Regions from separate parts of the Homo sapiens genome. Here all the other regions are linked to region 5. The links are chromatin contacts, found by Hi-C or POLR2A ChIA-PET in ENCODE. All regions are on one chromosome and are shown on one strand. Each heading gives the region's core, a stretch centred on a gene start or an enhancer-like site at or near the end of the contact. The rest is flanking DNA. Distances are from core to core; before and after follow the strand shown. Region 1 holds the start of CEBPA (CCAAT enhancer binding protein alpha). Region 2 holds the start of FAAP24 (FA core complex associated protein 24). Region 3 overlaps WDR88 (WD repeat domain 88). Region 4 holds the start of RHPN2 (rhophilin Rho GTPase binding protein 2). Region 5 holds the start of ZNF507 (zinc finger protein 507). Region 6 holds the start of GPATCH1 (G-patch domain containing 1).

Region 1 (4,234 bases), core at 506-3,005, 960 kb after region 5:
AACTAGGGGAACAACCTTAGGTTCCAAGCCCCAAGTCCCTATGTTTCCACCCCTTTCTAAGGACAGGCGTGGAGGAGCGGCTGGGGCTGGCGGGCTTGTCGGGATCTCAGCTCCCTGAGCCCTCCTCCTGCCACGGGCCTGCTCCCCTCCTTCTCTCATGGGGGTCTGCTGTAGCCTCGGGAAGGAGGCAGGAAACCTCCAAATAAAATGACAAGGCACGATTTGCTCCCCCTACTCAGTAGGCATTGGAGCGGTGAGTTTGCATTTCCAAGGCACAAGGTTATCCTAAATACTAGAGTTGCCGGGCTCCCAGCTCAGCCCCAAGAATTCTCCCCTCCTCGCAGGGAGAAGCCACCGCCTGGCCCCCTCATCTTAGACGCACCAAGTCCGGCGCAGAGGAAGGGAGGGGACACGCGGAGCAGGCCAGGCTTTCAGGAGGCACCGGAATCTCCTAGTCCTGGCTCGCACGGCTCGGGCAAGCCTCGAGATCCGGCGACCCCAAACCACTCCCTGGGTCCCCGCCGGAGGCTGGCCCAGGGCGGTCCCACAGCCGCGCGCCTCACGCGCAGTTGCCCATGGCCTTGACCAAGGAGCTCTCTGGCAGCTGGCGGAAGATGCCCCGCAGCGTGTCCAGTTCGCGGCTCAGCTGTTCCACCCGCTTGCGCAGGCGGTCATTGTCACTGGTCAGCTCCAGCACCTTCTGCTGCGTCTCCACGTTGCGCTGCTTGGCCTTGTCGCGGCTCTTGCGCACCGCGATGTTGTTGCGCTCGCGCCGCACCCGGTACTCGTTGCTGTTCTTGTCCACCGACTTCTTGGCCTTGCCCGCGCCGCTGCCGCCACTCGCGCGGAGGTCGGGGTGCGCGGCGCCCAGCCCCTTGAGCGCGCTGCCAGGGCCCGGCAGGCCGGCGGCACCGAGCGCGGGCGCGGGGTGCGGGCTGGGCACGGGCGTGGGCGGCGGCGTGGGGTGACCGGGCTGCAGGTGCATGGTGGTCTGGCCGCAGTGCGCGATCTGGAACTGCAGGTGCGGGGCGGCCAGGTGCGCGGGCGGCGGGTGCGGGTGCGGGTGCGAGGGCGGCGGCGGCGGCGGCGGCTGGTAAGGGAAGAGGCCGGCCAGCGCCAGCTGCTTGGCTTCATCCTCCTCGCGGGGCTCCTGCTTGATCACCAGCGGCCGCAGCGCCGGCGCCCCGACGCGCTCGTACAGGGGCTCCAGCCTGCCGTCCAGGTAGCCGGCGGCCGCGCAGCCGTAGCCGGGCGGGGGCCCGTGCGCTCCCCCGGGCATGACGGCGCCGCCGGGGCCCGCGGGCGCGCCCGGGTAGTCAAAGTCGCCGCCGCCGCCGCCGCCCGTGGGGCCCACGGCCGCCTTGGCCTTCTCCTGCTGCCGGCTGTGCTGGAACAGGTCGGCCAGGAACTCGTCGTTGAAGGCGGCCGGGTCGATGTAGGCGCTGATGTCGATGGACGTCTCGTGCTCGCAGATGCCGCCCAGCGGCTCCGGGGCGGCAGGTGGGGCGGGAGGCTGCGCGGGGCCCGCGCCCCGGGGAAAGCCGAAGGCGGCGCTGCTGGGCGCGTGCGGGGGGCTCTGCAGGTGGCTGCTCATCGGGGGCCGCGGCTCCGCCTCGTAGAAGTCGGCCGACTCCATGGGGGAGTTAGAGTTCTCCCGGCATGGCGAGCCTCGGCGGCCTCCAGCCTGCGCGGGGCGTCGCCGCCGCCCACCCGGAGACCCTGCTCGCCCGCGCCCGCGCACCTCCGGGTCGCGAATGGCCCGGCCCGCGCCGGCCCAGCTTTTATACCCGGCAGGCCGCGTCGCCCCCTAGAGTCCGAGGCGGCCTCTGTCCCCGGGCTGCGGCGGCGCGGCGCCTGCTGGGTCCTAGCGCGCGGCCGGCATGGGGCGGCGAACCAGCGCGGCACAGCGCCGCGCTCCCCAGGCAGGCCGCGGCGCAACGCCCACCGCCTCCAGCGCGCCCAGCAGAGCCGCGGCGCTCGCTCCAAGCTCCGCCCCCGGCCCGGCCGTCGCCCCCGCGCCCACGTGGTCGGTAGCGGGGGCCCCCTCCTCCTGCCTGCCCTAGGCGCCCGTATCCAGCCACGGCCGGGAGCCCAGGAGTATCCCGAGGCTGCACGGGGTAGGGGTGGGGGGCGGAGGGCGAGTCTTGGTCTTGAGCTGCTGGGGCGCGGATTCTCTTTCAAAGCCAGAACCAGGCCTGTCCCGGACCCGCGTCCCGGGGAGGCTGCAGCGCAGAGCAGCGGGGCTGGGGCCGGTGGGGGGCCGTTTGGGACGCGCGGAGAGGTCCTGAGCGCGGTGGCTCTGCGTCTCCTAGCTCTGATCTCCAGGCTACCCCTGTGATTCCGCGCAGAGGTACCTCTCGGAGGACGCCGGGGTCCCATGGGCGGCGCCGCGCAGGGCGCTAGGACCCCGCGGGGAGCGGAGGCGGCCTCGGCCCGGGAGCCTGGAGGACCTGGCCGGTCGATCCGCCCGGGCTGGAAAACTTTCTTTATAATTACTTCTCCAGGTCGGAGCGCGCGGCTTGCTAGGCGCGCGGGGCCGGCGCTGTTACCCGGCGTGGAGTCGCCGATTTTTTTTCCTGCGGGACCGCGGGGCCCCCCAGACTAGCGGAGCTGGACGCCGGGGCGAGCACGGGGAGGGGCGCACCGAGGGAGGAGACAAACTTAACTCTGGGGCCGGGATTCCGAGGCGGGGGCCGCAGCCCTCGAGGCCCGAAGCCACCGCTTCCTCCCCCGCCTCCCCATTCAGGTGGGCGCCAACGGCGGGAGCGAGGGTGTCCAGGCCGCCGGGCTGCCAGGTCCGAGCACGCACAGGGAGAACTCTGCCCAGTGGTTCGCCGGGCGCTGTAGTCCCCGGGATCCTAGGGACCGAGGCGGCCAGGCCCTGGGGCCCCTTGAGTGCGGCAGCTAATGCTCTCACCGCGGCGGGGGAAGGAGCTTGCCACCGAGACCCCCAGCCACGTGCGTCCCTCGCATTCTTTACCGGGGCCGGGGTGGCGGCTACGGACCGTCAGCTGGGCCCAGATGGAGTCTTGGGAGCCCTCAAGTGTCTCCTGTCCTTGCCCGCGCCGCCCCTCGCCACTGGCGCTGAGGCCTGACGCCGCCTGCGTCCCGGCTAGAGGCGCGCTTGCCTACAGGTGAGGGAAGACCCCCTTCACCGACAGTGGCCTTAGGCCTGGCAAGGCGCCACGACCCGCCCAGGAGCCCCGGAGGGGGCACAGCTAAAAACACCGCTGGAGAGCCCCGAGCTTCCACGACGATCGCAGTAAAGAAGCAGTTTCATCTGGGCAACGCACACTGCGCTTTAATCAAGTTCCTATTCAACATAGTCCCAGTGATTAATAGCCCAACTGCTTCGTTTTCGGTCCAGAGCTCATAAACAAGATATTTTTAGCTTGACGCTTTTGGACGGGAGGGAGTAAAAACCAGATACGTTAAATAAATATCCCGATGTGAGCCGGAGAGCTGCTTGCTGAGCCAAATGCAGGACCCATTCATATAGCATTCACCTGTGGAGGGAGACCTGGACGGAAATCAAAAAGCACCAAGAGCGATTTGCGTTTTTTTCTGCGGTGCTAAAACTAATGGCTTTTCCTACCTAGGAACAAAGAAACGCCACTGTACATGCACGGTTCCCGGCCTGTGGAGTTGTGGGAGGAAGGCGATGTCTGGCCTTTTTTGCACAGCTGCTGTTGCCTGCCCAGAGATCGGGAACTCTGCCCCGTAGGACTGGAAGAAACCTCAGTAATGGGAATAAGACTTTGTCCAATAGGGGGCTGATGAATGTGTGGGGGCGACAATGGCAAGGAGTGGGACTCCCGGCCCGGGGTTCGCCAACCCCAGGGGCCACAGGTCCTCCTACAATTGAACCAGAATTCACCCACCCGGGCCTGCCCTGTGCAGGGTGCCGAGAGCCCAGGGATGCATGAGAGGGTGGCTCCTGCCTCTGGGAACTGGGACAGTGGGAGAGACGGATAAGTTGTCACACAGAGGCTGCTGGGAGGAAGGAGGAGACAGAAGGAGTAGGGGATGGGACTTCATTCATTCATCAAATGCACACGAGGCACAAATGGGAATCAAGGGTGGATGTGCTGTGATGAAGAGAAGTCCTGCCCTGAACAAGGTGGCGCTGTGGAGGAGGCAGAGATCAGATTTGTCTGCGGAGGTGTTATGGACTGAACTGTGTCCCTGCCCCAAATTCCTATGTTGAAGGCCTAACCCCCATGTGACTGTATTT
Region 2 (4,511 bases), core at 320-2,819, 630 kb after region 5:
TTTAGTAGAGATGGGTTTTCACCATGTTGGCCAGGCTAATCTTGAACTCCTGACCTCAAATGATCCGCCTGCCTCAGCCTCCCAAAGTGCTGGATTACAGGTGAGAGCCACCTCACGTGGCCTCTACAAAATAATTTTTAAAATTAGCCAGGCATTGAGACTTGGCAGAGTGTGAGGCAAAAAATAAAATAAATAAAAAATACCTAGGTGTGGTGGTGCACACCTGTAGTCCCAGCTACTCAGGAGCCTGAGGCAGGAGGATCACTTGAACCCAAGAGGTTGAAGCCACAGTGAGCTATGATCATGCCACTGTACTCCAGCCTGGGCATCAGGACAAGACCCTGTCTCTAAAACTAAATTAAATAATAAATAAATATAAGAATCCCCTTGGCTGCTACGTGGAGAATGGACCTAGGGGAAGGGCGAGAGTGGAAGCAGAGAAACCAGTGAGGATCTGCCGCAGCAGTCCAGACAGATGCTGGAGGCCGGGGTGTGGGTGGAGATGGGAACAGCTGGCAGATGTATGTAGTGGGTATATCGGATGGGACTTGCTGATGGGGTGTACATGGTGGGTGGAGGAGGGAAAAATGAAGAATGGCTATATCCAGCAGTGCAGCAGGTGTACGTCGTCCAGGAGTTAACTCCGGGCACGGGGACGAATGCTACAGGGGAGGCAGGGTGCTCCTGTCCAACTGTGGCCGACCCTGGGGCAGAAGATTGTTAACGCCGGGCACAGTGGCTCACGCCTGTGATACCAACACTTTAGGAGGCTAAGGAGCTCAAGACCACCATAGGAACATAGCAAGATCCCTGTTTCCACAAAAATATTGAACAATTAGCCGGGAGTAGTGGCGCGCGCCTGTAGTCTCAGCTCCTCGGGAGGCTGGGGTGGGAAGATCGCTTGAGCCCAGGAGTTCGAGGATGCAGTGAGCTATGATCGCACCACTGCACTCTAGCCTGGGCGACAGAGCGAGACCCTGTTTCTTAAAAAAAAAAAAAAAAGTTTAGAACACGAAAAATCAAGGCTTCCTCAACTGAAAACCACTTTCTCTTGTGCCGCCCCCTTGACTGGATCTCAGGCCAAACCCCAACCCGCCCCAACACTTTACCCCTAATTCCCGGCCCCACAGAGCCCCACGCGCGGCGGGCGAGCATCTACTTACGAAATGACTCCTGCGGCCTCTCCGAAATCCCAGGAGCATCCTTGCAGCGCGAGGAGAATGGACCGGGGCCTGGACTCATCAGCAGATCTATCCACAGCCAGGGACCACTCCCTAAAGCCCGCCGCAGGCCCAGCCCTCACGCTTTCTCTTCGCAATGGACTTTGCAGCAACCACGTCGGCCATTGGCTCAGCTCGGCCCTCGACCAATCAGAGCTAAGGTTACTTCCACACCGGTCGTTCTTGGCAACCAGTGGGTACCGTTCAAATCCCCGCCAGGGCGGAAACGTCCGCCCTTATCCGTTCTCTTATTGGTCAGGTTAGACGTCCATTTCTGACGCCACAGCCTATCCGGCGCTGCGGGAGGCGGAGGGCGGGCTGGATGAAGGACTGGGCGAGCACCGAGGGCGTGAACCCGGAAGGTGGCGCGGCCACCAGTAACATGATCTCTAGACTGGGACGGTGGGGTTCCTGCCGGCTGTATTCGGGCCTTGGACTGGACTGAGAAGCTACGGTGCGGATCCAGCTGGGGTATCAGGGGCTAGGCACGTGATGAAAATGAAGGACGCGGACACCAGGACAGGAATCTCCTGGTTCTTAGAGAATTTATTTCGCCACAAATAATTGGCAAACGGGATCTCGCTGTATTGCTCAGGCTGGTCTCGAACTCCTGGGCACAAGCGATCCTCACGCCTCAGCCTTGCCCAATGTTGGGATTACAGACGTGAGCTACCATGCCCAGCCCAGGATTCTTTTAAAACTTAAATCTGATCGTGCCTCTGGCCTTATTGGAATCCAATGCCATTACCACCTCCACCACCACACATCCCGTCTCCAGCCACCCTGGCCTTCATTCAGGCCTTTGTGTTTTCTTTTTCTTTTCTTTTTTTTTTTTTTTTTTGAGACGAGTCTTGCTCTGTCGCCCAGGCTGGAGTGCAGTGGCGCGATCTCGGCTCACTGCAACCTCCGCCTTCCGGATTCAAGCAATTCTCTGCCTCAGCCTCCCAAGTGGCTGGGATTACAGGTGCCCACCACCAAGCCCGGCTAATTTTTTTGTATTTTTAGTAGAGACGCGGTTTCACTATCTTGGCCAGGCTGGTCTTGAACTCCTGACCTTGTGATCCACCCGCCTCGCTCGGCCTCCCAAAGTGCTGGGATTACAGGTGTGAGCCACCGCGCCCAGCCTGTGTTTTCTTATTAGTAATTATAAAGGGAATCTTATTTGACAGTTCTTTGACAAATAATTCAGTTTGCAGAGGGGATCCTGCCCCAGAGGCCCTGGCTTGGAGTGGAATGCAGGGCCGTGTGCAGGAGAGCCTGCTCAAGTGCCGCCTGGCTTTTCCCTCCTTAGGTGGAGACCATCCATGGAAAAGAACCCCCCTGATGATACGGGCCCCGTGCACGTGCCTTTGGGGCATATTGTGGCCAATGAGAAATGGCGCGGGTCACAGCTGGCGCAGGAGATGCAAGGTCGGTGGCCTGCCCTCTGCCAGCCCTTTCCTCCCCTGACATATTAAAAAAAAAAAATCTGCCTATTATTGCCATCTTTTCATCCAAAGCTTATGGAACTCATTTTCTTCTCTGTATTTTAAGGGAAAATTAAGCTCATTTTCGAGGATGGCTTGACACCAGACTTTTATCTGTCGAACAGATGCTGCATTCTTTATGTCACCGAAGCTGATTTGGTGGCAGGAAATGGCTACAGAAAGAGGCTTGTTCGGGTTAGAAATGTAAGTATTAGGCTGGGTGCTGTGGCTCACGCCAGTAATCCCAGCACTTTGGGAGGCCAAGGCGGGTGGATCACCTGAGGTCAGTAGTTGGAGACCAGCCTGGCCAACATGGTGAAACCCTGTCTCTGCTAAAAATACAAAAATTAGCTGAGTATGGTGGCGCACGCCTGTAATCCCAGCTACTAGGGAGGCTGAGACGGGAGAATTGCTTGAGCCTGGGAGGCAGAGGCTGTAGTGAGCCGAGATCACGCCACTGCACTCCAGCCTGGGCGACAGAGTGAGATTCCAACTCAAAAAACAAAAAACAAAAACAAAAAAGAAATGTAAGCATTGGATTAAAGAAACTCGAACATTGATTTGTCTCACCCCACCCTTCCCTCCATCCCTTGGTATCATTTATTTAAAATCATTGGCCAGGTCAGGCACGAAGTGATAGCATTCTTAACCTGAAAAGCAATTTGGTTGCAAAATGACTTACTGTCTTTTTTCCTTTCAAGTCCAATAATCTTAAAGGAATTGTAGTCGTTGAAAAAACCCGGATGAGTGAACAATACTTCCCAGCCCTACAGAAGTTTACTGTGCTGGACCTTGGAATGGTGCTGCTTCCAGTGGCCAGCCAGATGGAAGCATCCTGCCTCGTCATCCAGTTGGTGAGTACCGATTCCTACACCTTCGTGGTAGTCCTGTCCTCATGGACACTCAGCTGCTCTCCAGAAGCAACCATCAATCCAATCTATGTCATTCTCTGACTTGGTTTATAAAATCTCTTCGAGGAATTTAAATGCGGAAGCTGCCTCTGCAGCCAGCTCAGCTTGTCACACACTCCAGGCAAGTGTATCACAAAGTATACAAGTTGGAGACCTGATTTTAGATTCTCAGGGTGTGATGGCTCCATCAGTCATTATCCTGCCCTTTCGCTGGTGAAAACGTCAACCTAGAGGCCAGGCGTGATGGCTCATGCTTGTAATCCCAGCACTTTGGGAGGCGGAGGCGGGAGGATCACTTGAGGCCAGCAGTTCGAGACCAGCCTGGCCAACATGGCAAAACCCTGTCTCTACTAAAAATACAAAAATTAGCTGGGCGTGGTGGTGGGTGCATGTAATCCCAGCTACTCCGGAGGCTGAGGCAGGAGAATCACCTGAACTGAGGAGGTGGAGGTTGCAGTGAGTGGAGATGCTCCATTGCACTCCAGCCTGAGCAACAGGAGCGAAACTTTGTCTCAAAAAAAGAAAGAAAGAAAGAAAATGTTAACTAGAAGCTGCTTTGTCTCATCCCGTATTTTTGTTAAGCATCAGCACCTTGTGCAAGTTTTTTTTTTTTCCCTTTTTTTTGAGGCGGAGTCTCGCTCTGTCCTACAGGCCAGAGTGCAGTGGTACAATCTTGGCTCACTGCCATCTCCACCTCCCGGGTTCAAGCCATTCTTCTGCCTCAGCCTCCCGAGTAGCTGGGACTACAGGCACGCACCACCACACCCGGCTAATTTTTGTATTTTTAGTAGACAGGGTTTCACCATATTGGCCAGGCTGGTCTCAAACTCCTGACCTCATGATCCGCCCACCTTGGCCTCCCAAAGTGCTGGGATTACAGGTGTGAGCCACCATGCCTGGGCAGTTTTTTTTTT
Region 3 (4,829 bases), core at 2,330-4,829, 820 kb after region 5:
TGTGGTGGTGCACACCTGTAGTCTCAGCTCTTCAAGAGGCTGAGGTGGGAGGATCACTTGAGCCCAGGAGTTTGAGGCTGCAGTGAGCTATGATTGTGCTACTGCACTCCAGCCTGGGCAACAGAGTGAGACCCTGTGTCTAAAAAGAAAAAAAAAAAGGCCAGGCACAATGGCTCATGCCTGTAATCCCAGCACTTTGGGAGGCTGAGGTGGGCGGATCACCTGAGGTCAGGAGTTCAAGATCAGCCTGGCCAACATGGTGAAACCCCATCTCTACTAAAAAATACAAAAATTAGCCAGGTGTGGTGGTGGATGCCTGTAATTCCAGCTATTCGGGAGCCTCAGGCAGGAGAATCGCTTGAACCCGGGAGGCGGAGGCTGCAGTGAGCCAAGATTGCACCACTGCACTCCAGCCTGGGTGACAGAGCGAGACTCTGTCTCAATATATATATATATGTATATATATGTGTATATATATATATATGTATATATATGTGTATATATATATGTATATATGTGTATATATATGTATATATGTGTATATATGTATATATATGTGTATATATATATGTATGTGTATATATGTGTGTGTGTATGTATATATGTATGTATGTGTGTGTGTGTATGTATGTATATATATATATATATATATATATATATATATATATATATATATATATAAAATTAAAGAGGTAAAGAGGACCTTTAGTGGTCCAGCTCAGCCTAGTTCTGGCCCCTGGCAGTCCTGGAGAAAGAGACCTTCTGTCTGATGGTGCCAGAACAAGTCCCAGGGAAGACTCCCATTGGCTCAGCTTGGGACACATGTCCATCTCTTAATGAATCACTTAGGGGGCAACGAAAGCCTCTGATTGGCCAGGTCTGGGTGACTTGCCCACCTGCAGAGCTAGGGTTGGGGTCAGAACCCCCTGATGCAGAGGGACTAAGAGTAGGCAAGGAGTGTTTCCCCACAGGAAATTGGGAGCTGTTGCCAGATAAAGGGACATAGAGGTGAATGGGGGCAGTGACAGGAAGCCACCGCGGCTAGCCAGCTCCAGGGAGGGAAGTGGGTGCTCTTGACACTCAGGAGCCAAACATATGCTCCCCTATCCTGGTGAGAAGTGGGGCTTGCTCTGTGTGTCTGGGGGCCTCAGCTGGCACACATGCCACTGGGGCCTGGCTTGAGAAGCACTAGGGTGCTTCTGGGCAACTTTCCCTCTTCAGCAGCACCCCTTGTCTAAGTCCCACTGTGAGGCACCCTGCCAGCTTCTGTCCTTGGCTTTATGGGGTTCAGAATCACATGCAGTTGAGCCAAAATTGTGCCACTGCGCTCCTACACTCTAGCCTGGGTGACGGAGTGAGACTCTGTCTCAAAAAAAGAAAAAAAGAAAGAAAAAAAAAAGAATCACATGCAGTTAATCATTATTATTCCTGATTCTGTATTTGTGAAGTCACCTACTTGCTGATATTTATTTGTAAACCTAAAGTCAACATTCATGGCACTTTCAAGGTCACTCACAGATGTGAAGAGCAGCAAAAAATCTAAGTCACCTCCCAGCTGAGGTTGGACAAGGCAACACTCTGCCTTCTTGTTTCACCTCCCACGTGGTAAAATGTCCTTTTTGTGGTCTATTTAGTGCCACCATTTTTTTTTGTTGTTGTTTGTTTGTTTTGCTCCCTCTGTTGCCCAGGCTGGAGCGCAGTTGCGCGATCTTGGCTCACTGCAACCTCTGCCTCCTGGGTTCAAGCGATTCTCCTGCTTCAGCCTTCCAAGTAGCTTGGATTACAGGTGCGCACTACCATGCCTGGCTAATTTTTGTATTTTTGGTAGAGATGGGGTTTCGCCATGTTGTCCAGGCTGGTCTTGAACTCCTGTCCTCATGTGATCTGCCTGCCTCAGCCTCCCAAAGTGCTGGGATTACAGACGTGAGCCACCACACCTGGGCTTTCTTTTGCTTTTTGTTAGTGATTTTGCTGTGTAAAATGGCTCCCTTGGCCGTGTGTGGTGGCTCACAGCTTTAATTTCAGTGCTGGGGGGGTGCTGAGGCGGGAGTATTGCTTGAACCCAGGAGTTTGAGATCAGCCTGGGCAACATAGTGAGACCCCATCTCTACCAAAACAAAAAAAAAAAATTTAGCCAGGTGTGCTGGCACCTGCTTGTAGTCCCAGCTACTTGGTAACTGAAGTGGGAGGATTGCTTGAGACCAGGAGTTTGAAGCTGCTGTGAGCTGATTGCATCACTGCACTCTAGCCTGGGTGACAGAGCAAGACCTTATCTCTAAAAATAAATAAATAAATAAATAAATAAATAAATAAATAAATAAATAAATAACAAATAAAATGATCCCTAACCACAGTGCCGAAGTGCTGTTTGCCGTTCCTAAGCGCGAGAGTGCTATGATGGGGAAAATGCATGCATCCATTCAGGCATGAGTTACAGCTGTTGGTTGTGAGTTCAATGTAAACAAATCAACAGTATATATGCAATAAGGTGTCTTTAAACAGAAACACACATAAAACAAAGTTACGTACTGATCAACTGATGAGAATGTGACCAGAGCTCGCAGGAAACTGACCCTGTATTTCCCCTAGGAGCGATGGTTCAGTATTCACTAATTCAGTGTCTGCAAAAACTGCAGAGGCCCCCAACCTTTCTGGCGCCAGGGACAGGTTTCATGGAAGACAACTTTTCCACAAATGGGAGCTGTGGAGGATGGTTTCGGGATGACCCAAGTGTATTACATTTATTGTGCCCTTTATTTTTATTATTATTACATTGTAATATATAGTGAAATAATTATACAAGTCAGCATCATGTAGAATCAGTGGGAGCCCTGAGCTTGTTTTCCTGCAACTAGATGGTCCCATCTGGGGGTGATGGGAGACAGTGACAGATCATCAGGCATTAGATTCTCATAAAGAGTGCACAACCTAATCCCTCGCATCCGCAGTTCACAATAGGGTTCATGCTCCCGTGAGAATCGAATGCTGCAGCTGATCTGACAGGAGGCCGAGCTCAGGTGGTAATACGAGCGATGGGGAGTGGCTGTAAATACAGATGAAGCTTTGGCTTGCTTGCCTACCACTCACTGTCTGCTGGGTGGCCTGGTTCCCAACAGGCCATGGATTGGTACCAGTCTGTGGCCCAGGGACTGGGGACCCCTGTCATAGAACATGACTACTGTAAATGATAAGAATCAGCTGTAATTGGCTTGGGGTCGTGGAGCCACTCCAGGAAGGGGTTTCAGTGTTGTCAGAGTGAGATGAGGTGGTGCCTCGCCAAGGCATCTTCAGCTGGCTTTGGGCTCACTTGGCTTGGAAAGTTGACCCCCATCTCCACCCTTTCATTTTCTGTTGCAGGCTCTTTTCTCATTTCTGGAGGGTTTGATAGGACTGTGGCTATTTGGGATGTAGCAGAAGGCTACCGGAAGCTCTCTTTGAAGGTACATGTGGCCAGCATGAGATTGAGGATCTGAACTTCCCTCCCGAGTCCTTCCTGTGCTCAATGCTGGTTGCTGGGGACACAGCTGTGAGTGACACAGGCCTTGATGCCTCTGTGGGCTGATGAAGGACAGACAGGAAGCCAGCAAACACACCACCGACTGTGAGGAGTGAAATGGAGAAACCACAACAGGGTGACATGATGGGGACAGAGGCGGGGGACCCATCCACATTGCATGGGCAGAGCTTCCTGGAGAAGGAGGTGTTTGAGCTGAGAACAGAAAGGACTACATAAGTGGGGATCTTGAAGAAGAAGGGCAGTCCAGGCAGATGGAACAGCTGATGCAAAAACCCTGAGGTGGGAGTGTCTAAGAACAGCAGAAGTTACTGTGCAGGCCTGGGCACTGTGGCTCACTCCTGTAATCCCAGTACTTTGGGAGGCTGAGGTGGGCGGATCACCTGAGGTCAGGAGTTTGAGACCAGCCTGGCCAACATGGTGAAACCCCCGTCTCTACTAAAAATACAAAAATCAGCCGGGTGTGGTGGTGCAAACCTGTAGTCCCAGCTACTTGGGAGGCTGAGGTGGGAGGATCGCTTGAACCCGGGAGGCGGAGGTTGCACTGGGCCAAGATTGTGCCACTGCACTCCAGCCTGGGCGATAGACTGAGATTCTGTCTCTAACAAAACAAAACAAAACAAAAAACAGAAATTACCTTGAAGAGAGACGCATGCCCTAGTGAGGCATGCACAGAAAGCTTGGGGTTCCAAAATGGGGATGTCAACTGAATGCTCTGGGCTACAAGTGAGAGGATGAGAGGAGCCCCAACTCAGAGTGGCTCTATGATACGGGGATGTGTTATCCAACACAGCAAGAACCCACAATTGCCTCATGCTGTGCCCCTGTTCCCCCAAGGGGCCCCACACCCCAGGATTTCTGCATACTCCCTGGTTTCACGATCTCACTGTCACCTTTGGCTGTGAATGCGTGCATCCCTGATTCTTGGTCTTTCTGTTCCCAGGGACACAAAGTAGACATGTGTCCTTGAGCAGCCCATATTCAGGTCCCTGGGGCTGGTCTATCTGAGCTGTCTTCTCCTAGGACTTGGGGAGACAAAGCGAGTTTCCTCACAGCAAATAAACGGATTAAAATGGAATGTTAAACCTCTCTGTGCTTAAAGTCCCTCTGTCATCTAGGCACAGTGGCTCATGCCTGTAATCCCAGCACTTTGGGAGGCTGAGGCTGGAGGATCATTGGAGGTCAGGAGTTCGAGACCAGCCTGGCCAACATAGTGAAACACCATCTCTACTAAAAATACAAAAATTAGCCAGGTGTGGTCATGCCCACCTGTAGTCCCAGCTACTTGGGAGGCTGAGGCATAAGAATCTCTAGA
Region 4 (4,692 bases), core at 2,170-4,669, 720 kb after region 5:
TGCTGGGATTTTTTTTTTTTTTTGGGTTGCAGGGGTACGGAGTCTCACTCTGTTGCCCAGGCTGGAGTGCAGTGGCACAATCTCAGCTCACTGCAACCTCCGCCTCCTGGGTTCAAGCGAGTCTCCTGCCTCAGTCTCCCAAGTAGCTGGGATTACAGGCGCCTGCCGCTACACCCGGCTAATTTTTATATTTTTAGTAGAGACAGGGTTTCACCATGTAGGCCAGGCTGGTCTCGAACTCCTGATCTCAAGTGATCCACCTGCCTCAGCATCTCAAAATACTGGGATTACGGGTGTGAGCCACCACGCCTGGTCAGCACCTGCCTTTCATTCGGCCATTTGGTTTTGTTTTGTTTTCATTTTTATTTTTAAAATTTTTTATAGAGCCAAGGTCTTGCTATGTTGCCCAGGCTGGTCTGGAACTCCTGGCTTCAAGAGATCCGCCTGCCTCGGCCTCCCAAACTACTGGGATTACAGGTATGAGCCACCACACCCGACCCTCATTTGCTTTAGGTCAAACTGGCTCAGGTCATAGATCAGGAAAGATTCAGCATCAACACCTTTTATTTTCCTAGGATAAATAGACTCTTCGAACTGGTATGACTTAACATGGAGTAGCACAACAATTGTTACAAGGTCTCATTTTCAAAATTGATGATTTTAATTGTAAAACAATGATTCCTCTTATTTTGCACCCCTGATTCTCTCATCCAACACCAGAGAAACTGCATCTAAAAAACACCCCACTTTAGGAGGCCGAGGTGGGTGGATCACCTGAGGTCAGGAGTTCAAGACCAGCCTGGCCAACATGGCAAAACCTTGCCTCTACTAAAAATACAAAAGTTAGCCAGGCGTGGTTGATATGCGCCTGTAGTCTCAGCTACTGGGAAGGCTGAGGCGGGAGAATCACTTGAAACTGGTAGATGGAGGTTGCAGTGAGCCGAGATCGCGCCACTGCACTCCAGCCTGGGTGACAGAGCGAGACTCCATCTCAGGGGGAAAAAAAAAAAAACACCTGTAGCCGGGCGCAGTGGCTTACACCTGTAATCCCAGCACTTTGGAAGGCCATGGCAGGTGGATCACTTAAGGTCAGGAGTTCAAGACTAGCCTGGGCAACACGGTGAAACCCCGTTTCTACTAAAAATACAAAAAATTAGCCAGGTGTGGTGGCAGGCGCCTGTAATCCCAGCTACTTCGGAGGCTGAGGCAGAACTGCTTGAACCCCGGAGGCAGAGGTTGCAGTGAGCCGAAATCACACCACTGCACTCCAGCCTGAGCGACAGAGTGAGACTCTGTTTCATAATAATAATAATAATAATAATAATAATAATAATAATTAATAAATGAAAAACACCCAACTGTGCACCTTTCCTAGCTCTCTTGCCATCCACTCTTTCCCAGTGCGGAGCAAGAAGTCCTCCCCTGGGCTCACAGACACGGAGGGCTCCCACAGGAAAATGTGTTCTGGGAGGCTTGGGACCACCCCTCACAGGTGTGCTTCTCTTGCTGCCATTTTCCCCCAGGTGCTGCTGGAGTTCCAGAGCTACACCTGCTCAGAGAACAATCTGGGGAGGAAATGTCCCAGAAAGAGGCAGCAACTTGCGGGAGGCCACACAGCAATTTTGTGGGAGTGGCAGTCAGGCCCCGGGGCCCGAGGACAGACATAGGAATTCCCAGGCCAGGCCTCCTCCTGCAATTCCATGGCCTGTGATCCTCTGTCCCAAACGCCACACATAATTAGAAGTTATAATCCTGTAATTCCATGATGACATCTTTAAACTTAAATATACCTCAAAACTACTTTTTTTTTTTTTAATGCTAAAAGCAACTTCACAAAAAAGAAGTTTTCCCACTCTGCCCCACACTGTCCTGCCCAGGGCTCCTCACCAGTGAGCAAAGCCCACAGTCTCTCTGTGTCACCTGGGAGAAGGAGGAAGATGCCAAGACCATTTAAGAACTGGATCCTAAGGCTTTGAACAATTAAGAATTGATTCGTTTATGGGAAAGTTTCACTTCCCTATTTATAATTATGCACTGTCGTATCTATTATAAAAACGAAAATCAACAACAATCTCTCCACCCTCTCAGTGATCCCTGGCCAAGGGCCAAAAGCTATTTTTAGACTTGCTCAGGACCTAGAGGGAGGAAGGCTTGGAAGGCATCACCATGACTCCCGGCTCCAAAGCATCTTTGTAGCCCAGGCCCTGCCGCCTGCGGGTATCCCAGGGCCCCTGCTCCACAGGCTGGGGTCGCTTTTGAGGGACTGAGCTCCCTGACTGTTATCTTCTGGGCCCAAGAGCTCCTGGACATGCCAAGAACCTGCGAGGCCGGCACCCGCCACCCGCCGCCCGCCGCCCGCCGCCCGCCGCCAGCCCCCGCCAAGTCTCCCGGACAACAAGACAAATCCGCTTTGGCACACAGTGAGACGCACAAGACCGTGGGCCTCACCTGCGGTGCTCACGCCCTCCTGGACGACCCGGAGCGGAGGAGGGTGCAACGCCGGAGGCTCCCTCCCACCAGCAGCTCTCCCCTGCTCCCTGAAAAGTCCCACAGGCGGACTTTGGAAGCATTTTGGAGGCAAAAAGAGACCGCCGGCCGGGCGCAGTGGCTCACGCCTGTAATCCCAGCACTTTGAGAGACCGGGGCGGGAGGATCCCTTGAGCCCAAGAGTTCGCGACCAGTCTGGGCAACACAGCGATACCCCAGTTCTACAAAAAATTAGCGTGGCGAGGTGGCGCGCCTGCAGTCCCAGTTACTCGGGAGGCTGGGGCGGGAGGATCGCTGGAGGCCAGGAAGTCGAGGCTGCAGTGAGCTATAATCGCGCCACTCTACTCCAGCCTGGGCGACAGAGCGCCTAAAATAAATATGAGACCGCCAACACGCCTGGGATGGTCTGTCTCCACCCGCGCTCCCACCAAGCGCTCTTGCAACGCGCCCAGAGGCCAAGGGCGCCAGCGCAGCCAGGAACGGGTCCTTTCCCCAGGCACCAGGGATCGCAAGCGAGGGGTGGCGGGGGGTGGGAGGGGGGAGACCCAAGCACCCCTCCAGGTCCTCCGCCCGCACCTGCGCGGAGCGGCCACATGCGCCTCCCCTACTCCCCGCCCAGTCCCGGATGCCACCTGCCCGGGACGCCGGGGACATCGCCGCCCCCACTCCTCCCCGCCAGCCTCCGTCCGGCCAGCGCCGGCCCAGTGCGCCCCCTCCCCCTCCCGGCCTAGTGGACCCCGACTGCGCGCTCCCACGGCCCCTGCAGGGCCCGGGGGAAAGGAGGTCTGGAGCCCGCAGGTCCCCGCCCGCCCGCCCGAAGCCGCCCACCTTCCGAAAGTAGCCGTCGTTCTCCTTCTCCAGCGGCTGGGGGGCCGCGGGCAACAGCGCGTCGGTCATGCTAGCGGCGCGGGCGCGGAGGGCGGACGGCGGACTGAGGCGCGGCGGCTGAGGCTGGCCCGAGAGGACGTGCGGCCCCGCCCCTGTCCCCGCCCTTCCCCGCCCCTCCACTCCCACCCCGTCCCGCGGCCCTTCTAGCCCCGCCTGAGGCCGAGCACTGGAGCCCTGGAGACGCGCCCCGCCCCGTCGCGGGCCCCGAACCCGCGCCCCTTGAGGCGCTCGTCACCCGGAGAGCTGCGCCCTGGGCGCGGCGCCTCGGGGTTGTCTGTGGGCGTCGTGGCTGACTCAACTTTGCGAGTGCCGCGAGAGCGCAGGAAAGGCACTGGGGTCTCAGGGGCCGCAGCGAAGCCCTGGCTGTGGACCTGCACCCTGCCCTGGAGCCCGGGGAGTCAGTGAGGAAGGCGTGGATCCAGGCGCGTCCCTCCTGGGTGAAGCCCGTGCGCCGCGGGGGAAGGGGCCAGACTCGACGCCACGTCGAGGGCGCGGCGGGAGCTCTGGGCCCTGGGCCCGGCGGTTTGGAAAAGCTTTTCCCAAGAGGGGAGCCCATGGCGGAGGGAGCGTTGACTGCCCCGCCGAGCGCCTTGCCCGGACTACTCGGGCTTGTTGGCATGGGATCAACTCAGCCGATTCCCTGTCCGCGCTGCAAAGACGAGTGGGATCCGCTGGGCTCGCGGACTGCCCTGAGAGAGGGGACCAGGAGGGGTTTTGCGCCCCAGACACGGCAGATGTCCTTGAGCACAGTTCTTTTTTTTAAGAGATGGGACCTCGCTCTGTCGCCCAGGCTGGAGAGCAGTGTTGCGATCTCGACTCTTTGCAGCCTCGACCTCCCAGGATCAAGCGATGCTCCAGCCTCAGCCTCCCAAGTAGCAGGGGCTGCAGGCGCGGGCCAACGCGCCCGGCCTTTTTATTTATTTTTTTTATTTTTTTATTTGAGACGGAGTCTCGCCCTGTCGCCCAGGCTGGAGTGCAATGGCGCGATCTCGGCTCACTGCAACTTCCGCCTCCCGGGTTCAAGCGATTCTCCTGCCTCAGCCTCCCGAGTAGCTGAGACTACAGGCGTCCACCACCACACCCAGCTAATCTTCAGTAGAGACAGTTTCACCTTGTTGGCTAGGCTTGTCTTGAACTCCTGACCTTGTGATCTGCCCACCTCGGCCTGCCTCCCAAAGTGCTGGGATTACAGCTTTTGTTTTGTTTTGTTTTGTTTTGTTTTTAAATAGATGCGGGGTCTCACCATGATATCAAGGCTGGCCTCGAACTCCCGACCTTAAGTGATCCTCACTCGTCTCGCTCTGTCGCCCAGGCTGA
Region 5 (4,603 bases), core at 1,544-4,043:
GTGCCATCAATGGTAGACTGCATAAAGAAAATGCGGTACATATACAGCAAGGAATACTATGCAGCCATAAAAAAGAACAAAATCATGTCCCTTGCAGCAACATGGATGCAGCTAGAGGTCATTATCCTAAGCAAATTAACACAGAAACAGAAAGCCCAATACTGCATGTTCTCACTTATAAGTGAGAGCTAAACATGGGGTATACATGGACATAAAGAAGGGAACAATGAACACTGCAGATCCCAAAAAGGGAGAGGCAGGGAGGGGGGCAAGGTTTGAAAAACTACCTATAGGGTACAATGTTCACTATTTGGGTGAGGGAATCAATGGAAGCCCATACCTCAGCATCATCTAATATACCATGTAACAAATCTGCACATGGACCTCCCTAATCTAAAATTGAAGGAAAAAAAAGGCCAGGTGCGGTGGTTCATGCCCGTAATCCCAGCAATTTGGGAGGCCAAGGTGGGTGGATCATCTGAGGTCGGGAGTTCGAGATCAGCCTGGCTGACATGGTGAAACCCCATCTACTAAAAATACAAAAACAAGCCGGGCGTGGTGATATGTGCCTGTAATCCCAGCTACTCTGGAGGCTGAGGCAGGAGAATGGCTTGAACCCAGCAGGTGGAGGTTGCAGTGTGCCGGAATCGCACCATTGTACTCCACCCGTGGCGACAGGGTGAGACTCTGTCTCAAAAAAACAACAACAAAAAATCAGCTCCAAAATCATCAGAGACTTGCTCACCCTACATATCCACCACCATGGGTCAGCTGGGGACTCAGCTCATCATTGTCCCTCTAAGATGCTGGCTGACGGGATGGCCGCCACCTGAAACACTGCCAGTCATCAAGCCAAAGGGAAACATACTCTGGAGGGAACTGCACTGGCAATTAAATGCTCCAGTATGAAGGGAATGCCCTCACTCCCACACACGATCCATTAGCCAACACCAGTACTGGCCACACCCCCGAGCCACAGGGTCAATGGAAACTAACCTTATGCCAGAAGAGGGACAATGGGAACTAGCTGGTGAATACCAGTAATGACCACCACAGGAACTTCAAACGAAGATACACTTTCGTTCGCTTGTTTTAAAAGTTCTTTATTATCCCTAGATTATATTTTCTCTATTGTGTTTCTGCACTCTCCCTTGATCAAATAATTCTGTCATTTCGTCTGTCTACTTTCAGATTCATGGACATTACACTTAAGACATGACTAACGAAAAGCCTCTCTTCAGATAATGATAAGTTAGGATTGTTTGTGCCAATAGCCCAAGGCAAGGAATTTCTCATATTACTTGTTTGTTCTCCCTTTCAACACTTCGTATTTCTGGGTTTTCTTCACTGTTTTTTCTTTCCACCCTTCCATGCTAGTCTCCTGCTCAATCTCTTACCTTTTATCGAAAAAAAAATTACTCAACATTTTATTTTTTCACAGCTATTTGGTCTAATTGGCAAAGGATTCTGTGGAATAGCAGAATTCTAACTTTGCAGCCGGGCGCGGTGGCTCACGCCGGTAACCCCAGCACTTTGGGAGGCTGAGGCGGGCGGATCATGATGTCAAGAGATCGAGACCATCCTGGCCAACATGGTGAAACCCCGTCTCTACTAAAAATACAAAAAAATTAGCTGGGCATGGTGGCACGCCCTGTAGTGCCAGCTACTCGGGAGGCTGAGGCAGGAGAATCACTTGAACCTGGGAGGTGGAGGTTGCAGTGAGCCGAGATTGCGCCCCTGCACTCCAGCCTGGGGAGAGAGTGAGACTCTGACTCAAAAAAATAAAATAAAAATAAAAATAAAAATTCTAACTTTGCTGGTTTCCTAACCCCCAAATTCAGATGAATTTGAATTCTGAAATACAGTAACAGGAATTATCAGCCTGTCTGATTCTAAATTTTGTTGGATCTTCCTCCCAGGACCGTGGACAGCCCAGCCAGCTGTAAAGGCCTCTAAAAAGATCTGGAACAGATCCCCAAGAGGTATCTCACCAAATGAGTCCATTCCACTACAATGGCCAGAATCTTCAGTTTTACACCCTTGCTCATGCCCACCGCTCACCCGGAGTCCAGACCCAAGCACCATGCTGCGTAGTTCCTAATACGGCAAAACTATCCAGCATTTTTGGTGAAATTGGCTGGAATGCTTCACTTAGTCCGTTTTTCACTGTTAGCAGGAGAACCACCCTAGTATCTTTCATAGAACAGATCCGAATGACAAACACCATCGTGCCCTCGGAGGGCTGAGCTTGTGTTACTGGGTCTGGTCCTACAAACCCTGAAAATCCTGAATCTCTCAAGCAAAGAGATTCCCCAGGGCCAGCTCTGGCCCTTAACAGGCACCCCTTAACGCCAAGCTGCGAATCTGGCTAGGACCTCTATATTTTAGCCAAGAACACCTTGAAATGTACAGTCCTACCAAAGGAACTAATACAAATCCAGAAGCACAAGGCTAAAGAAAAAAAAAAAAAAAACCCCAATGCCCATTGTTGAAAGCCAATTGCGGGGTGAGTGGGGTGATAAGGCTAGCCCACAGCGGATTTAGGCGACGTGGGGAGATGCCAAAGTGAATACACGGTGACTTCTAAATCTAGACGTCTGGAAGGGGCCATGAGAGCCAGACAACTGGGCCCGAACCCCGCCCGGGAGCCAGGGTTTGCAAGGGGCTAAACCGGCTGGGGAGCCTCCCTCTCGCGGGTCCAGCCTCGGCGGCCCGGGACGCCGGTAGGCGGGGCCTGAGCCTCGCCCCGCCCCCGCTGCCCGCCATTCGGGTCACCTGACCCACCCGCGGCTCACGTGATCCGTCCCCAGCGCCGCCATTTTGGAGCTCCGGATGAGGAGGGGGAAACCGGGGGAAAAGAGGGAAAAGAGCCGGGAGAGAGGTGGGCAAGGACGAGGGCGAGGGCACGGCCGGGTCCTGGCTGGCCAAACGAGGCTCGCGGAAGCAGCAGCCGCCGCCTGACCGCAGGTACCGCGCCCCGGGGCCGCCCCTCCGCCCGCTGTTAGCGCCGCCGCCGGCCATGTGCATCCTCCCCTCAGGCCTCTGCCGGCGCTCGCTTCCTCCTCAGCCGGCCGACCCCCGCCCGGTGCTAGCCACAAGCCCCAAGTTCCGTGTCCCGGTTCTGTCTTCTGTGCAGCAAGGCCTGCGGAGACTCTGGGCTTGCCCTGCAGCTGGGGGTGGGGGGAACTTGCTGCTCCCTGCATACTGTCACCAGCCCGGCCCGCCCGCAGGCGTTGCTTCCTTCTCCAGGCGTTGCTTCTTTCTGCAAATGTGAGATCGCTTAGGCCAGCCGGGATGGACCCAGCCACGATGTTCTCACAGCATCTTTTGATTAATTTTCTAAGCTCCCTCATTCCCGACCCATCACCTCAGTCCTTTAGCCAGTGCGTGGTGTAGAAAAAGCTACTACAGAAACGCAGCCCTGGTCTTCTGCATTTATTACCATCCTCTGGAGATAGAATGATGTCTCCAGAGATCACGGAGACCATCAGGGAAAGTTCCCACCTCTTAAGACCTGGGGGCATCGGAATGAATGGTTTGTGTAGAAGGCCGGGATGATTAATAAGGTGGCGGCCACTTTCCCAACCCCAAGGCGGTATTTTTAAGTTTCTGCAGTGGGCTGTAATTTGCTATCAGTCTGCATCGCTCTTCTCAGGCAATTACTGGATTTATCACCTCTTTGAGTTTGCACTTTCTCCAGTACTCCCCTCTCACTCAGAGTATGGGTTGCATTATTGATTAAAAGAAAGCCTGGCCCTTCATTCCTTTACCTCACTAACTCGTTGAAAATTAACTTCAGGGGAGCCCTAAAGATGTTTTTTCTGCCCTGGCAGTGAGCTATTTTACTTAACCGTAATCGATAAGGTAGTTGCATTCTAGGTGAAACGAATAAGCATTTTTTTATCTTTTAGATTTATTCCAGCCAGTATAAGAAACAGTGGCAAAGAAATGTAGGACCAGAGTAGGAAACTGCGTTAGAAGATATATAGGTCACACCACTGTGTCATATCTTTTTATGCTGTTTTTCTGCCTATTGTGCTTGGTTGCAGAATCACTCGTTAGATTGTATTTTTAGTTTAGATTAAAATAGCAATGTGCAATTTATTGTTCCATTCTCATTAGAAAATGTTGTCAGTAAAACCAATAGTGTTGAGTCCAGTACCTAAATTCTGAGGTAAAACAAAATACACAATTATTGGGAGAAGTTTCCAGAGCTATTTTTTCCTAACTTCTGCAAAATCCTCAAGTCGGCTTGTTAGATAAATTATTTAAATTTGCATTACGTAATAGGGTTGCATGAACATTCCTCTGAATTTCTTTTTACATGGAATATTGAGAAATTTTTCACTGCCAAAAAAAAAATCATTACTTTGTTTCACCAAGAAAGAGAAATGTTTTGATACTATATACTTTCGTTCTTGGCCACAGCTGGATTTTGAAGATTGATCCAAGGGACTGTATTAATTTCAGGAATTGATTTGAAAGACACTGGCTCTGCCACTTAACAGCCATGTAACCTTGGGTAAGTCACTTAAACCACACTGAGTGTTTCCTTATTTATAAGACTGTATAACACCCACCTAGCCTGTCCTAAAGAGTTATG
Region 6 (4,465 bases), core at 1,867-4,366, 740 kb after region 5:
TTTCACTTATATAGGCAGAGACATACAATCCTTACAGTGACTTGACTAGCTATAGGATGCTACCTTCCAAGGAAGATTGCTTTATTACTCTGTGAGGGGTGTACCCGTCTGAGGAAGTCTTATCTCTGCCCTGTTTGGTCTTAGTTATTTCTAGGGTAAAAGGGGCAGAAGGTACAGCTGCTCGCCATGTGATTCATGCTGCATAACCACATTCCTCTCAAGTTTCAGGATCATTTACAATTCCAACAGCAGCTGGGCGTGGTGGCTGGTGCCTGTAGTCCCAGTACCAGGGATGTTGAGGCTGGAGGATTGCCTCAGCCCAGTAGTTTGAGGCTGCAGTGAGCTATGATTGCATCACTGCACACCAACCCTGCCTCTAAAAAATAATAATATCAACAATAAAGTTCCAACAGCTTTAAGTTTGAATTATTTAATTCCACAACTCATTTATCAACATATGTTGCAGATAACTCATGGGGAGTTTAAAATACTCATAGTATTGTCACAGGTTATAGGTTTTTCTGATTACGTATTGCTGTTAATGAATTATCCCATATCTTTTTGTTGCTGTTGTTAGAGACAGGGTCTTGCTATGTTGCTCAGGCTGGCCTCTGATTCCTGGGCTCAAGTGATCCTCCTGTTTCACCCTCCCAAGTACTGTCACTAAACCTGGCTAATTGCTTCATATCTTTTTTATTTTTTTTTTCCCCTTAGAGACAGGGTCTCTATAGACAGAGATCCTCTGTCTATAGAGGATCTATGAGCAAGGTGGCTCATGCCTATAATCCCAGCACTTTGGGAGGCTGAGGTGGGTGGATCACCTGAGGTGAGAAGTTTGAGACCAGCCTTGCCAACATTGCGAAACCCCGTCTCTACTAAAAAAATACAAAAATTAGCCAGGTGTGGTGGCGCACGCCTGTAGTCCCAGCTACTCAGGAGGCTGAGGCAGGAGAATCGCTTGAACCCAGGAGTTGGAGGTTGCAGTGAGACGAGATCGCACCATTGCACTCCAGCTTGGGCAACAGAGTGAGACTCTGTCTAGACAAAGAAAATAAACTAAAAAAAAAAAAAAAAAAGAAAATTACAATTAAATTACAATTACAACTGGAAAGCAGTTGGGAGATTTCCTGAAGAACTTAAAACAGAACTACCATTAGACCCAGCAATCCCATTACTGGGTATATACCCAAAGGAATATAAGTTGTTCTACCATAAAGACAAATGCATGCATATATTCATTGAGGCACTACTCACAATAGCAGAGACATGGAACCAACCTACATGCCCACAAATGGTGGACTGGATAAAGAAAATATGGTCCACATACACCATGGAACACTACACAGCCATAAAAAAAGAACAAGACTGGCCAGGCGTGGTGGCTCATGCCTGTAATCCCAGCACTTTGGGAGGCTAAGATGGGCGGATCACGAGGTCAGGAGATCGAGACCATCCTGGTTAACACGGTGAAACCCCGCCTCTACTAAAAATACAAAAAATTAGCTGGGTGTGGTGGCAGGCGCCTGTAGTGCCAGCTACTCGGGAGGCTGAGGCAAGAGAATGGCGTGCCTGGGGGACAGAGCGAACTCCGTCTCAAAAAAAAAAAAAAAAAGAAACAACAAGACCATGTCCTTTGCAGCAACATAGATGCAGCTGGAGGCCATTATCCTAAACAAACTAATGCAGGAACAGAAAACCAAATACTGCATGTTCTCACGTATAAGTGGGAGCTAAACATTGAGCACACATGGACATAAAGAAGGGAATGACAGGTGCCAGGCGCAGTGGCTCACGCCTGTAATACCAGCATTTTGGGAGGCCGAGGCGGGTGGATCACTTGAGGTCAGGAGTTCAAGACCAGCCTGGCCAACATGGTGAAACCCAGTCTCTACTAAAAATACAAAAAAAAAAAAAAAAAAAAAAAAAAATGGCCGGGTGCGGTGGCTCACATCTGTAATCCCAGCACTTTGGGAGGCCAAGGTGGATGGATCGCCTGAGGTGGGGAGTTCGAGACCAGCCTGACCAACATGGACAAACCCCGTCTCTACTAAAAAAAAAATTACAAAATTAGCCAGACATAGTGGTGCATGCCTGTAATCCCACCTACTAGGGAGGCTGAGGCAGGAGAATCGCTTGAACCCGGGAGGCGGAGGTTGAGGTGAGCCGAGATCGTGCCATTGCACTCCAGCCTGGGCAACAAGAGTGAAACTCTGTCTCAAGAAAAAAAAAAAAAAAACCACCACAACAACCAACCAACCAAACAAACAAAAATTTAGCAGGGCGTGGTGGGGTGGACGCTTATAATCCCAGCTATCAGGAGGCTGAGGCAGGAGAATCACTTGAATCTGGGAGGCGGAGGTTGCAGTGAGCTGAGATCGCGGCCACTGCACTCCAGCCTGGGCGACAGAGCGAGACTCTGTCTCAAAAAAAAAAAAAAAAAAAAAGGGAATAACACCAGGGCCTACTTGAGGGTGGACCTACTTGAGGGTGGAAGGTACGAGGAGGGTGAGGATCGGAAAAACTACCTATTGGGTACTATGCTTATTACCTGGGGAGGAAATAATCTGTAACCCAAATCCCTTGCGACATGCAATTTACCTATATAACAAACTTGCACATGTACCCCTGAACCCAAAATAAAAGTAAAAAATAATAATAATAAAAATAAAGCGAAGCCCCACGGGGCGAGCATGAAATCTGGGAGCTCAGCCATTTCCCTGGAGGTGGCTGGGTGGGCGGTGGGAGTGGACGGGGCTGGGCAGTGACTGCTGCCAAGGCAGGGGGCTGGCGCGAGGGACGGGGGTAGGGGGCTGGGCAGGCATCGGTGTCGCCTCGCAGGGAACAGTTGGGTGGCTTCCAGCTTATGCCAGGAGTCTCCTCCTCACCCGCACATCGCGGGGCTAGGATGGGATGTCGTGGCTGCCAAATCCTCCGAGGCAACTCCTGCCTGGGACGGCCTACCACAGGATGGGCCTGAGAATCCGGAGCGCAGGCTCGGGCCGCTAGGACACCTTCCCCCGCCCGCGGACCCAGCCTTCCAGCATCACCGGGGTTCGCGGAGGAGAAAGAGGAAAGGCGTTTGGCCTGCCAAGGCCGCCGTAGCGAGGGGGCGGGGCCCGGAAGAGCAGGATGGCGGCGCGGGACAGTGACAGCGAAGAAGATCTGGTCAGCTATGGGACCGGGCTGGAGCCTCTGGAAGAAGGTGCGGGCCGCGTGGGCCGGCGGAGCCTGTGGAAAACAGGCCAAGGGCCCAGGATTCGGGCCACAAAAGCACAAGTCGGTGCTGGACCATTGTTAGATCGTTCCCAGCGCTGGGAACACGGCGACGAGGGAGGCGTTAGCCGCGCTCTCGGGGTGCTCACCTTCTGCAGCGACAGAGAGAGGTTTACAGGGACGGGAGACACAAGCGTGGCCGAACAAGGGGGCGGCGAGATAGAAACAAGAAAATGACGGAATAGCTAGTGTGAGAGCGGGGGGTGCTCAGGCAGTGTCTTCCCCGAGAGAGGACGTTTGAGCTCAGACTTGAAACCGAGGAAGAAAACAACCATGAGCAAATCTGGAGGGAAAGCATTTCAGGCAGAAGGAACATAAAGTGGCAAAGGCCCTGAAGTGGGAGCCAGTTTAGGAAATTGAGGGGCAGGCAGGACGGGTATGGTTGCAGCAGATGACAGCGGGGGAGACAGGTAGAAAAGAATGTCAGAGGGGCTGACAGGGGCTGGATCTTACTTGGTAGGGTAAAGAGTTTGGATCTTGTACTAAGTGCAGGATTAGGGTTAGGGTTAGGGTCATGGGAAATTACACAGGGAGGGATATATATATGATTTTTAGAGACAGGGTTTTGCTCTGTTTCCCAGGCTGGTCTTGAACTCCTGACTTCAAGTGATCCTCTCGCTTCTGCCTCCCAAAGTGCAGGGATTACAGGCTTGAGCCACTGTGCTCGGCCAATTTTTAATGTTATTCTATCTTTGATGTTGAGAATACACTGGTTGGGGATGGGTAAGAGTGAAGCAGGGAGATTAGCAAAAAGAGGTCAGGAGATGATGGTGGCATGGATGGGACAGCAGTGGTGGTGGTGTGTAGTGGTCTGGGTGGAGATATATTTTGAAAGCAGAGCTGACCATACTTGCTGGTGGAATGTGGGGGTGAGGGGCAAGATGAATCAAGGTTCTCTCCTGTGTTTCTGGTCTGTTCCACTTAACGACTTGACTTGTTCAGCAAGTTATGTATTGAGTGTCCAGTAAGGGCTGTTGGCTGTGCTAGCCCTGTAGGGAAGGCAGAGGAAGAATGGTGGAATCATTGGGCCACAATTTATTTGCAGACCTCCTGTTGGTGGGGGTCCCCTCCCTTTTTTCACCCTGACCACATCCTGCCAGGTTGATTGTACTTCTGGGATATCTCCACTTATGCCCCCTTTATTTCCTACAAACAGTTCTGGTGGAAACTTCTGCTGGATACTGGCCCTTCT

The links. Hi-C counts contacts between places; a loop is a spot of excess contacts on that map. ChIA-PET counts read pairs that join two places held with the same protein, here RNA polymerase II (POLR2A). Pooled maps may share reads with other maps.
Region 1: a loop to region 5 is called in a pooled map, with 4 times the contacts of the local background. The contact joins the promoter of CEBPA here to the promoter of ZNF507 in region 5. A Hi-C loop is called at or near these places in 1 of 168 maps with a recorded cell type or tissue (gastrocnemius medialis) and 2 of 50 pooled maps. POLR2A ChIA-PET finds 5 or more read pairs at or near these places in 1 of 52 experiments (A549).
Region 2: a map of CD4-positive, alpha-beta T cell shows a loop between it and region 5 (6-fold over the local background). The contact joins the promoter of FAAP24 here to the promoter of ZNF507 in region 5. A Hi-C loop is called at or near these places in 2 of 168 maps with a recorded cell type or tissue (CD4-positive, alpha-beta T cell and CD8-positive, alpha-beta T cell), 8 of 37 single-sample maps with no recorded cell type and 20 of 50 pooled maps.
Region 3: a loop to region 5 is called in a pooled map, with 2.2 times the contacts of the local background. The contact joins the enhancer-like site here to the promoter of ZNF507 in region 5. A Hi-C loop is called at or near these places in 4 of 168 maps with a recorded cell type or tissue (CD8-positive, alpha-beta T cell, OCI-LY7 and naive thymus-derived CD4-positive, alpha-beta T cell), 5 of 37 single-sample maps with no recorded cell type and 16 of 50 pooled maps. POLR2A ChIA-PET finds 5 or more read pairs at or near these places in 2 of 52 experiments (AG04449 and CD4-positive, alpha-beta memory T cell).
Region 4: a map of B cell shows a loop between it and region 5 (14-fold over the local background). The contact joins the promoter of RHPN2 here to the promoter of ZNF507 in region 5. A Hi-C loop is called at or near these places in 2 of 168 maps with a recorded cell type or tissue (B cell and cardiac septum) and 1 of 50 pooled maps.
Region 6: a map of CD4-positive, alpha-beta T cell shows a loop between it and region 5 (3-fold over the local background). The contact joins the promoter of GPATCH1 here to the promoter of ZNF507 in region 5. A Hi-C loop is called at or near these places in 2 of 168 maps with a recorded cell type or tissue (CD4-positive, alpha-beta T cell and cardiac septum) and 11 of 50 pooled maps.

What each region holds. Positions count from the first base shown.
Region 1 is chr19:33,300,779-33,305,012 of GRCh38, forward strand. CEBPA (CCAAT enhancer binding protein alpha) reads right to left here and starts at 1,756. Exons shown (of 1, transcript NM_004364.5): 1 at 1-1,756. The coding sequence starts at 1,636. The coding sequence ends at 560. It overlaps CEBPA-DT (CEBPA divergent transcript), which reads left to right and starts at 2,043. Exons shown (of 1, transcript NR_026887.2): 1 at 2,043-4,234. RefSeq lists silencers at 1,587-2,156, 2,237-2,496.
Region 2 is chr19:32,970,673-32,975,183 of GRCh38, forward strand. FAAP24 (FA core complex associated protein 24) reads left to right here and starts at 1,570. Exons shown (of 5, transcript NM_152266.5): 1 at 1,570-1,674; 2 at 2,512-2,630; 3 at 2,754-2,890; 4 at 3,388-3,540. The coding sequence starts at 2,525. It overlaps CEP89 (centrosomal protein 89), which reads right to left and starts at 1,286. Exons shown (of 19, transcript NM_032816.5): 1 at 1,164-1,286. The coding sequence starts at 1,202. RefSeq lists enhancers at 1,094-1,313, 1,694-1,743 and a silencer at 1,424-1,553.
Region 3 is chr19:33,157,057-33,161,885 of GRCh38, forward strand. WDR88 (WD repeat domain 88) reads left to right here. Exons shown (of 11, transcript NM_173479.4): 8 at 3,358-3,440. It overlaps LOC124904691 (a long non-coding RNA gene), which reads right to left. Exons shown (of 2, transcript XR_007067228.1): 2 at 2,715-3,599. Among named protein-coding and RNA genes, the nearest start is that of TRT-AGT1-3, 18 kb to the right of the region's middle. RefSeq lists enhancers at 3,447-3,856, 4,200-4,369 and a cis regulatory region at 4,285. Within about 2 kb of position 3,580, at least 4 of the 41 ENCODE cell types and tissues checked have a DNase peak (open chromatin) inside an H3K27ac peak, as active enhancers do; they include CD8-positive, alpha-beta T cell, where a contact is called at or near this core.
Region 4 is chr19:33,061,469-33,066,160 of GRCh38, forward strand. It overlaps RHPN2 (rhophilin Rho GTPase binding protein 2), which reads right to left and starts at 3,420. Exons shown (of 15, transcript NM_033103.5): 1 at 3,316-3,420. The coding sequence starts at 3,384. RefSeq lists enhancers at 2,114-2,742, 3,955-4,454 and silencers at 3,028-3,247, 3,308-3,807.
Region 5 is chr19:32,342,817-32,347,419 of GRCh38, forward strand. It overlaps ZNF507 (zinc finger protein 507), which reads left to right and starts at 2,794. Exons shown (of 7, transcript NM_001136156.2): 1 at 2,794-2,967; 2 at 4,429-4,522. RefSeq lists silencers at 2,618-2,747, 2,778-2,967.
Region 6 is chr19:33,078,065-33,082,529 of GRCh38, forward strand. It overlaps GPATCH1 (G-patch domain containing 1), which reads left to right and starts at 3,117. Exons shown (of 20, transcript NM_018025.3): 1 at 3,117-3,202. The coding sequence starts at 3,130. RefSeq lists an enhancer at 3,012-3,341.